Regions from separate parts of the Homo sapiens genome. Here all the other regions are linked to region 1. The links are chromatin loops, found by intact Hi-C in ENCODE. Cell type or tissue: heart left ventricle. All regions are shown on one strand. Links, peaks and the distances in the headings refer to the core of each region. The heading gives the core; the rest is flanking DNA. Region 1 holds the start of EFR3B (EFR3 homolog B). Region 2 overlaps EFR3B (EFR3 homolog B). Region 3 overlaps EFR3B (EFR3 homolog B).

What was found. Peaks named below come from ENCODE experiments on the same cell type or tissue, not always from the same donor. Only the 100,000 strongest peaks of a DNase experiment are listed, where the experiment ranks them.
Region 2: a loop joins it to region 1, with 1.8 times the contacts of the local background. A loop is called at or near these places in 11 of 110 quality-filtered maps.
Region 3: a loop joins it to region 1, with 1.8 times the contacts of the local background. A loop is called at or near these places in 9 of 110 quality-filtered maps.

Annotation. Positions count from the first base shown.
Region 1 is chr2:25,037,228-25,042,992 of GRCh38, reverse strand. EFR3B (EFR3 homolog B) reads right to left here and starts at 917. Exons shown (of 23, transcript NM_014971.2): 1 at 674-917. The coding sequence starts at 680. DNAJC27-AS1 (DNAJC27 antisense RNA 1) reads right to left here. Exons shown (of 3, transcript NR_034113.1): 3 at 3,299-5,765. RefSeq lists silencers at 1-113, 224-303, 434-1,053 and enhancers at 11-959, 960-1,909. In heart left ventricle, for the core only: CTCF peaks have their summits at 812 and 1,548; DNase peaks (open chromatin) are centred at 242 and 912; H3K4me3 peaks cover 1,727 bases; H3K27ac peaks cover 1,360 bases.
Region 2 is chr2:25,097,800-25,100,299 of GRCh38, reverse strand. The region is part of intron 3 of EFR3B (EFR3 homolog B); the gene reads right to left. Among named protein-coding and RNA genes, the nearest start is that of EFR3B, 57 kb to the right of the region's middle. RefSeq lists a silencer at 2,418-2,500. In heart left ventricle, for the core only: no CTCF peak of the experiment used is centred there; a DNase peak (open chromatin) is centred at 1,189; H3K27ac peaks cover 1,313 bases.
Region 3 is chr2:25,088,053-25,090,552 of GRCh38, reverse strand. All of the region lies in intron 1 of EFR3B (EFR3 homolog B), which reads right to left. Among named protein-coding and RNA genes, the nearest start is that of EFR3B, 47 kb to the right of the region's middle. RefSeq lists enhancers at 151-1,149, 1,150-2,149. In heart left ventricle, for the core only: no CTCF peak of the experiment used is centred there; a DNase peak (open chromatin) is centred at 1,202.

The DNA.
Region 1 (5,765 bases), core at 1-2,500:
CTAACTGTTGCACGGCAGTTGAGGGGATGGCGGTGGAGGCGGGGAGAGGTCAGGGCTGTGCTGCACCCTCTCAGCAGCGTCTCCTCCCTTCATCACTGCGGAGGGAAAATCTGGAAGTTGGTGAACCTGGATCCCGCGGGGCGGCAGGGGCAGGCAGAGGCCGAGTCCATTCAGGCGGGCGAGACGAGACTCGGCCACTGGCTGCTCCCCGGGCCTCTGCGCCGCCGGCGCCGCCTCCCGCCTTCTCCGAGCCGCGCAGACGACCGGCCGCGGGCGTCTCCCTCAGCCCTGGACCGGCTTCCCACAGAAAACTCCCAGGCACAAACCGCTTTTGTTAATTCCGCAAATGCTGCCACACGACCACCTCCTCCAGCACTCCCGGTCTGCTCGGCTCCGGGAGACCCGCTTTCCCCTGAGCCTCCGCCCCCCGAAGGACCACCGCCCAGCACCGGCACGCGCCGGGCCTGGAGAGGACCCCAGGGTCCCCGGCCCGAGGCATCTTTGTCCTCGCAGCGCAGACGCGCGCGCACAGAGCGACCGCAACAGCCCCGCCGGGCACCAGGTCAGCGGCCTGGCCCCGCGCCAGGGCCGTGCAGGGGGACAATGGTCCGCGCCGGGGAAGTTTGCGGAGTCGCCCCCGCGGGCCCGGGCCCGGGCGCGGAGCCCTCCTTACCGTACATCTCGGCGGGGCGCGCGCCTCTCGAGAGGCCGGCGTCGCTGCGGCGTTCCCAGCCAGCCCTCGGCGGCGCCCGCCTTTCATTCACAGTCGGGGCGGGGACTGGCGGCGGCCGACAGGGGCCCGGGCGGGGAGGGAGCAGACGCGGGGGCCGGCCGCGGGCAGGACGGAGCCGGGCGCCGCCAGCCCATTCAGCGCCGGGCTGCAGCGGCCGCCTCCGCTCGGGTTGCTGGGCACTGCTGCGCGCAGGGGGCGGGGGCTATGCTAATACTAATGCTCCTCCCTCCCGGCTCGGCCAACCCGAGGCCTCTGCGAGCCCCTCGCCCCGCCCCGCCCCTGCGCCCCGCCCCCGAGAAACCCACAGCCGGAGATGCGCCTTTTCCGAGGCTGTCGCCCTAAGGGCCGCAGCGTGCACCTGCGGAGCTACCCACCCCAACTCCCTGCTCCTGTCGGAGCGCTCGGAAGCTCTCCCTAACCTGGGGTCCTCGAGGTCAGCCGGGGCGCTGAGAGCTGCAGGTGCACCCCTCCTCCAGTTCTGTCCAGGCTGCGTGGGCTAAGCCGGGGGGCGCAAGGATGGGAATTGGGGAATGACTTCCACCCTCTCCTGGCTAGGTACCTTAGCTGAGCGCCGTTCTCTGATGAAGCCCTCCAGCCCTCAGCTGCGCCCTACCAGCTACTCTCTGGCTAGGTGCCCAGCCACTCTCTGGCTAGGTGCTTGCTACCACCAAACAGCGTCCTTCCCGGGTCAGGGACGCAGGAAACGCACCCCACTCCCAACCCCCAAGGGCTGCAGGAAGTCCGCTTGCTTTTCCTCTCCCTGATTTATATGTGTAATTCGCAAGCTTTGCCGCCAGGATCCTCTCCAGCTGAGCCCCAGCGCCGACTTGAATTCCAGCTCTGCACCTGCCGTGACCCTATGAGGAACAGGCACAGAGAGGCAGCGGCTCATGCCTACGCCCACACCTGAAGATCTCTCCTAAGCTAGCTCAGGACTTCCCTGGGCTTCTCATCCAGCCTTCTTTACATTGCACACGTTCCCGTCTTTTTTTTTTTTTTTTTTTTTTTTTTTTTTTTTTTTGACATGGAGTCTCACTCTCGCCCAGGGTGGAGTACAGTGGCACTATCTCGGCTCCCTGCAAACTCCGCCTCCTGGGTTCAAGCGATTCTTCCACCTCAGCCTCCAGAGTAGCTGGGACTACAGGTGCGTGCCACCACGCCCGGCTAATTTTTGTATTTTTTGGTAGAGAAGGGATTTCACCATGTTGGCCAGGCTGGTCTGGAACTCCTGACCTCAAGTGATCCGCCCGCCTCGGCCTCCCAAAGTGCTGAGATTACAGGCCTGAGCCACTTCTCCTGCCCCTCCTGGCCTTTCAATATCGATTTCTTAGTTTCTCTTGGCCCATGGTTGAGAGTTGTTTGGGTTTTCTTTTGTTTTTTTCTACTGGTAGAAATATTCTACTAGTAGAAGTTAGAGAGGAAAGGAACTTAAAGATACTTAAGAACTGAACTTCATTTTACTTCATTTAACGTTGAGAGGTTAATTTATGTTGTTAGGCTGGGCTGTGTGTCTGTAGGCCAATGATCTACTCTCTCAACCCCAGCTTCCTGCAGGACTGTTGGGAAACTGGAATAAAATCTACATGAAATGACACAGTGGGCACTCATGTATATTTTTTCCTTCCTTCATGGCTCAAGGCAGGAACAGAGCCAGAGAAAGAATCCAGGTTGCCAGACTCTTGAAACAGTGCTCAGTCTGTTGCACTCAAAACTTATGTTTCCTATTTTTCTCTGGCCTGGGCCTCCACCTCCCGCCCGCGCCCCACTCTCTTGCTGTTTCCAGGTTTTCTTCTTCTTCCTTGACCTCTTTGACTCTCTTAGCAGCATGCCAGCCCCAAGGGAAACCCTGGGATGGTTCCTGGAACACACATTTAGTCTAGACCCCCCTACCCCGGGCACACACTCCCTGCATCTCACAAATAACCTCTGTCTCTGTTCTTCAGTTCCAGGACCAGGCCAGGTGGCTTTAAGATTGACTGAGAGTCAGACTTGAACTGGAGCAGGAAGGAGAATCTCAGCTCTAGCTTGATATGATCACCCAGAGACACTCCCTTCCCACAATTCTGCTCAACACAAAATATACTCATGAAACATTGGTGTCTACAGTACAGAAGGAAATGCAGTGTCTGTCTTCAAAGAATGAAAGGTCTAGCAGGGAATTCCAGATGAATACTGATAAAAACATTACTTGAGGCCAGACGTGGTGGCTCACACCTGTAATCCCAGCACTTTGGGAGGCCAAGGCAGGTGGATCACCTGTGATCAGGAGTTCAAGACCAGCCTGGCCAACATGGTGAAACCACATCTCTACTAAAAATACAAAAATTAGCCGGGCATGGTGGTGCATGCCTGTAGTCCCAGCTACTCGGGAGGCTGAGGCAGGAGAATCGCTTGAGCCTGGGAGGCGGAGATTTCAGTGAGCTGAGATTGTGCCTCTGCACTCCAGCCTGGGCGACAGAGTGAGACACTGTCTCAAAAAAAAAAAAAAAAAAAAAAAAAAAATTACTGGGCAGGAAAAAAACATAGTCAATTCTGCATGAGAAGTACAGACCTCTATTTAGAAAATTCACAAGGCTGATAGTTTAATTTGTTCTTTCTATCAGCTATTTACCAATCACTCCCTATGACATGCTAGACACTGTGGAAGGTACTTAGGAGCGGGGAGACATGTAAAAATTATCATAAAATCTTATAATGACTATGGAGGCACATACAAGGAGCAGGGAAGAGTTTCATGAAGGGAAAAAGAAAAAACAATTCAGGTGTGGGAGGAGGGGCACAGGGCTTCCAAGCCCTCCCCCAGGCACCACCCTCCAGGAACCTCGATGTGTTCAGTTATCCCAAAGCTCCCTGAACCCTGTCCGCTTGGGTTTTTATGAAAGCTTTATAACGTCAGCATTCCTTCCCCCGGGGTATAGGGTGGGAACCTCTCTGGGAATGGTCTTAAGAACAACCATTGGAAAGTCCAGGAAAGATTAGAGTCCTGCCTGGGGGCAGGTGAAAGGAGGGCAGGAGAAGGAGAGAGTCTGTTTCCTGTGGCCTAACACACTCAATATTACAACAAAAGACTGTAACAAGGGCTATGGGAGTTATGAGCCAGGAATCATGGAGGAAAACTGTCTATCATAACAACACAGCATTCAAGGTCCTTCCAACAGGGCCCCAGACTTCCTTTCCCACCTGGCTTCCACCTCCTGTTCCCTCCTCAACTGTGCTCCCACTAGATGGGCTTGCACACCACACTTACCATACTCTTTCCTCTACCATCTCTGACCTTTGTAAATTTCAGTCCCTCTGAACAACTTCAGCAAATTAATTGAACCCGAAGAGGGAGTCACGGGAACCCCAACTTGAAGCCAGTTGGTCAGAAGTTCTGGAGGTCTGGACTTACAACTGGTGTTGGGGGAACAGTCTTGGGGACTGAGCCCTCCAATGTGGGATCTGACACTACTTTTCAGTGTCAGACTGCATTAGAGGACACCCAGCTGCTTGGTGTGTGGGGAAACGCCCCCCCCCCACCCCGACATTTGGTCATAACTCTTCTGCGTTGATTGTTGTGATGTGAGAGTAAAGGAAAAACGCTGTTACAGAGTATTTTCCCCGTAAAACCGCCCAACCCAAAAGCCTTCCTGTCAGCTCTAGGGTTAGCAGACGAGCTTAGCCAACATGGCAAAACCCTATCTCTACTAAAAATACAAAAATTAGCCGGGCATGGTGGCAGGCGCCTGTAATCCCAGCTACCCAGGAGGCTGAGGCAGGAGAATCACTTGAACCCAGGAGACAGAGGTTGCAGTGAGCCGAGATCGCGCCACTGCACTCCAGCCTGGGCAACAGTGTGAGACTCTGTCTCAAAAAAATAAAAATACAAGATGCCCAATGTAATTTGAGTTTCAAATATATAAGGACTGATTTGTAATGTACGCCCCAGGCAGTAGGTGAGACATACTAAAAACATTTTTTGTTTGTTTTCTGAAACTCAGATTCCACCTAAGTTTTATCTGGCAACTGTAGTTAGCAACAGCCATTGGAGGGTGCTCCTGGATCCTCATGACTGAATCAGGCCTGGGGTAGGCTTCCCCACCCATGCTCCCAACCTGTATCACCAAACAGATCCCACTAGAATGTGGTTCCTAAGGAGATAGGGATAAGGCTGCTTTGGCCAGTCTGTCCCCTTTGGTATGGGTGCCTTGGCCAGAGGCCTTTGGCCCTGCAGATGCCAGCTTCTCCCATCTGTGTGTCACATGGCCTGTGAGAACCATGAAAAGAGGCTCCAATTCTCTGCTGTCCCCCAGGGGCTCAGCAGACAACATTGTTCTGCGGGCTGTATGCATTAAATGGCAAAGGAATCCGGCCCATACCCAGCTTCTCTGAGGTGCAGTCAAGGTGTTTAGACAAAATATGTGCAGGAAATGATGCTGTAGAGGTTGACCACGGTGGCATTATGTATATAAGGAAACTGAGCCTGGGAGAGAATGCAGTCTTCGGGCTCACAGTCTAGAACAGAAGGGCTGGCCAGGTATGGTGGCTCACACCTGTAATCCCAGCACTTTGGGAGGCCGAGGTGGGTAGATCACAAGGTCAGGAGTTCAAGACCAGCCTGGTGAATATGGTGAAACCCCATCTCTACTAAAAATACAAAAATTAGCTGGGCGTGGTGGCAGGCACCTGTAGTCTCAGCTACTTGGAAGGCTGAGGCAGGAGAATTGCTTGAAACTGGGAGGCGGAGGTTGCAGTGAGCCGAGATTGCGCCACTGCAATCCAGCCTGGGTGACAGAGCGAGACTCTGTCTCAAAAACAAAAACAAACCAAACAAAAAAACAAACAAACAAACAAAAACAAACAAACAGAAGGTGGGAACTCTAGGATCTCCCTCTCCAGAATAGTGCACCCATGAAGAGGTGCTGAACAGAAGTCAGCCATTTAGGTGAGCTATGAAAAGGAGGCAAAGTGAGAATTGGGATTCCTATCTTAAAAAGCTTCTTAACTTTAGCTGCAGAAATCCAAAACATGGGGACCGGTATGACAGGAAGGC
Region 2 (2,500 bases), core at 1-2,500, 57 kb before region 1:
GGATGAATTAAAAGATTCGTTCTTCTTTATGTCTTGACCTAAATCATATCCATCATTGAATGTTAGGCAGATATTTAAAAAAAAATTTTTTTTTTGAGACGGAGTTTTGCTCTTGTTGCTTAGGCTGGAGTGCAATGGCGCAATCTCGGCTCACTACAACCTCTGCCTCCCAGGTTCAAGCGATTCTCCTGCCTTAGCCTCCTAGGTAGCTGGGATTACAGGCGCCCACCACCATGCCTGGCTAATTTTTTGTATTTTTTGTAGAGATGGGGTTTCACCATGTTGACCAGGTTGGTCTTGAACTCCTGACCTCAGGTGACCCACCCACCTCGGCCTCCCAAATTGCTCGGGTTACAGGTGTGAGCCACTGCACCCAGCCTATTTAAAAATTCTTTATTAGCTAGTCTTCATCTTTTTTTTTTTTTTTTTAAACAAAGTTTGGGTGAACAGAAAGCACAGGGAGGATGACTATAGGACAATTTCAGGAGCTCTTTCAAGGCTACAACTCAAGGCTCCATGATACCTCCTGGGACAGCTACCCAGTTTCAGATATTGCACAGTCAGACTGCCTCAGACATGAGCTAGCTTTGCAAATCCAAACATAAAAAAAATTAACAGCAGTCATGACTTCTAAATTTTTTTTAAGACATCAGCTATTTCTTACTTACCTTTGAGCTAACTTCTATACCAAGCAACCAGAAAATTAAACAGCCTTTAAATGCTGAAATTTTCTTTTCCACTTTTATAAAATGTTTATTTCTTTTATCTAGAATAGCCGCGTCAACTTTTATTAAATGATTCTTTAATGATATTAAATAAAAGTATTATCAAATAGTTGTCTCTGGGCCCACCCACATATGGATCAAGGTGTGCTCTATCCACAGAATGTCTTTCAAATACAAAGGCAGCCTTGGCTCTTTGAGCTCCTCTGGTGAATGGGAGCCATGCCTACCATTCCTCCTTGCTCCCAGGACAGCCATTCCTGGCTCTGCAGCCTCGCCCTTCAGAGACCATCACAATCACCATCCAGGAAACCTGCTGTGCCTTGCAGACCCAGTCCCAGCATGTTTCAGGTCCACTGTGTAGAGACTGAATTCTGCAGGGTTTGGGAAGCAGACTGGGCTGGAGCCCTTCCAAAGGGGACAGGCTTTGGCTGCAGAGAGACCTGGACACCTTCAGGCAGCCAAGCATGGCGGGTAGGAAATGAGGGCAGGCAGCATGGGATTCTCTTCCCTTACGAATCATCCCAGCGTCCTTCTGTATGAAGGGATCTGCAGCATTTCACCATTATTACAGTGTTTACATGACGTAAAGGAAGGGGTGGGGTTGGGCAAGAGAAGAAACTCAAGGCCTCGTGAGCCCCAGGGCTTAGATTACTGCTTTTCCTCTTCCTGAAAAAATGCCAGAAATTCCTGATATGGAAAAACCATCCTTTGCAACAGAAAAAAAAAAAAAAAAAAAAAAAAAATTGGCTACTTACCAGGAGTGGAAAGTGGAAAATTTCCATTTTGGTAGAAGGTGAAAATTATGGTAGAAGTGAAACTGAAAAGTAAAGAAGTATAAGGCCCAGTTCTTTGAACACATGATCCTTTGTTCCTCATCTCTGATCCCAATAGTAAGGATGGAATGTTTATAATTATGAACTTGAGCTTTTCAAAGCATCTTACATAATTCGAAGTCAATGGGACCTTGGAAGCCCCGAGTCTAATGCTCTCCATGTTTGTGCTATTTTATTGTAATCTTCTCGAGTGTGTCTAATCTGTTACACACTCAAAAGGAATAGAGCCTGGGATCCCCGAGTTAGAAGATTACTACCAGCAGAGATCTGATCTGGGGCGGGTGTCCTGGAAGAGGTACAAAGTCATAACAGGTCTGAGAATCTGAACTGGCCTAAGAAAGGAGGAGTGGGGAGTAAAGTCTGGGAACCAGGCTTAGTTGGAGAGGAAAGGCAGATACAGGGTCAGGGATTAGGGTCAGCAGGCAGGATGAGGGAGGCAGCTTTAGTAGGGCCAGTCATTTGCACAAGAATCGCTCAAGAGCAGTGGCCTGGACAAAGAACCTCTTGTTCCAGGCAGTTTGAGTGCATTTGGTCAGCCCACTCCTAGACAGAATCTTCTGGGTTTTAGGAGTCCAGAAGTAGGGAGAGAGGGCTGACCTCAGCTCAGGAAGGGAGGGATGACCCTCCTCATCTAGTAGGGGTCTGCGGTATCCCTATCTCAAGGTCAGCCATCCTCCAGTCAGGTTCAGGGTCCTTCTGGTGAATGTGTATCTCTTAGGAGGGCCACTGGGTCAGCTCCAGGGCCAGGGTCCTCAGATTAGAGAAGCTCAACCCTCTGGCATGGCCATCTCCATCCGCCAGGGCTTGGTCCTGGCTGGGTGAGAGCTCCAGGTACTGGGGATCCTGACGGCGTCTTATATGGCATTCTGCACCCATCAATGCTCAGGGGTCACTGTCGACTGAGCGAGTCTTACCCAGCACTGCTGTTCCCTCCCCTGCTCT
Region 3 (2,500 bases), core at 1-2,500, 48 kb before region 1:
TGAAAAATCTAACAACCCTGTGGTATGTTTGTGTAAAGCTAAATTTACTCCATTGAGAAGACTGAAGTGACCTCCTCCTTCATGTTTTGGTTCTGTGAAGTGATGGTGTTAGGAAACCACTGATAAAACAAACTGGCAAAATTAGAAGTTGGCAACTCTAGGTCTCACCATAAAAAGTTTTAATTAGTAAAGGAATAATAGCCATTGCACTTCTTCAGTCAACTTCCAAATCCACCCAGCTTCACCCCTCACTGAGGGGGCGGGCGGGCATGGAGGAGGAGAGAGGAGGACTTCAGGGAGGGGCCCGGGGGGCCTGGGAAAGTCCACCTCCTCCCTCCCGCCCAGTAAGCACCCCTTCATTCTGCCAATTAAAGATGAATTCTATCTGTACAAGCACACCACTTGAAATGCAAATGTGCCGTGGGAAGATTAAGCCTACAGGTCATTCAGAAAAGAATGAGTTCCTTCATTGGGAATTACTTTAATCACAAAAGAGGTTTACATAGGGCGGAGAAAAGAGTTCTTTGGGAGTTTTGATTGGGAGGGGGATGGGGTGGGTGCCACTGGAGGAGGAAAGAGCAGTAGTTTTGGCTCTGGGGTGATTTGGGTTTGGGGATGGGCATGTCCTTGGAGTAGCCATGGGGCACCAAGAGGATGGCGGGCACCCAGGGGCAGATAACTTATTTGTGATCCCCTCCACCACCCTCAGCTTCCACCCGCCCCAGCACAGAAGGGACCAGGCAGACCAGTGGGCGGGCTGCATGCCCAGGCTCTCCAGGTTCAGCCTCCTTGCTCGACCTCGTTCCTGGCATCTCCTCACCCTCTCCCTGCCCCTGCCTGAGAAAAGGTGTTGGGGTTCTGGTTGGCATCCAGGGTTATTTCTTGTGATGGGACAGCTCCCAGGGGCCCAGTCCCCCTTCTTGGGCCTGGAAGCCCAGGGTTTAAACCTGCAGCTGCCCAGTCTTCTGCCTGGCGCAGCTGCCAGGATGTGTCTTTCCAAGGTGCCCAGGTAGCACACGCTCCACGCTCTCCCAGCAGCCTCCCTAGTCATAGTCCCTAAACCAGGAACATTGGCCCTTTTGCATTTTAAGGGAGTGAGGAAATAGAAACATGGGGAAGTTAGGACTAAAAAAATTGTAGTGTCAGTTCCTGCCTTGAAACTTTCTGAAGGGCCTGTGAGCTGAGGCCTGCGCTGGACAAAGGCCAAGCTCACAGCTGCTAGAACCCAGGCTTGTCAAGGAGAGAGCTCAATACCATCCTGGGTACTCACGGTAGAAACTTCCACACAGTGCCCCAAGGGGGCTGTGGGGTTGTCAGTGCAGCTACTCTGGCTGGAGAGGGTTCCCTGAGACATCAGGCCGGGACAGTCCTGGTCTGGGGACACCAACTCAGTTCTTCTCAAATGAAAACCAGACAGGCTGCTGCCTCCTGCTCTCTTGTATTCCAGAAGGGGAGCTCCTCAGGCCACCCCTTGCTATATCCTTCCCTCTCTGGTCCACAGGCCCTCCAGGGAAGGCACCTTCCCCAGCACAGAGGCCTCCAGGAGCCGCCACCACACAGGGCCCATGGTGGGCGGGAACCAGTCCCAGGCAGGGCCCCAGGGCCTTTCTGCACCAGTAGAAAGGAGGTAAGAAGGCCTAAAGAATAACAGGGGAAGGTGAGGGCTTCCCGACTTACTCCCCAACACTTCTTTCTTGTCTTTCCTTTCTTCCTAACCTCTTCAGCCCTCTGAGGGCAGGGGCTAGGGAGGCAGCGTGGCCAACAGCATGGGCTCTCAGGTCAAATCCTGGCACTGCCACTTCCTAAACTGTGACTTGGAACAAGTAACAACATTCTCTATGCATGGGTGTCCTATCTCTATAACAGGGCTAGGGCTATCCCACATGGCTGGTAGAAGACCAGAGCCAGTCCAGGGCTATAAAGCACTTATAGCAGGGCCAGGACTGTCAGGCCCCAGGAAGGTTCTGGAAGCTGCCCGCCCCTTTCTGCTTTCCCCCAGGCCCAGTGCCATTGAGCCCTTCCATCCATGCCAGCTGGTCAATGCTGGCTTGGTACATCTTAGCAGGGCTATCCCACTGACCACTTGCTTGGCCACAGCGACCAAGGCCCTTAGACATCCAAAGGCCTAAGAGTTGAGAATCACAGAACACAGACTCCATCCGATTTCCCACGTGGGTCTGAAACACGTGCCACTTCCCCAAGGCAGCTCTGTACACTTGCAAGTAACAATACCTTGACCTCAACCTGCATTCCTGTCTGGCCACCTTCCCAAAGCCAGAACCTCAGCACCAACTCTACAAACCCCAGTGCAAAGGTGACACAACATGAGCTCACACAACAGAATGGAGCTACAAACAAGAGGCACGCTGGAGAGAATCCATGGGACTTGCCATTGGAAGGCCACTAGTGGAGTGGCTGCCATGCGGTAGGGGAAGAGGAGGTGAAGCTTAAGGGACTGACGAGTGCACGAGGAAGCTTCAGCAATCAAGGCAGTGCACTT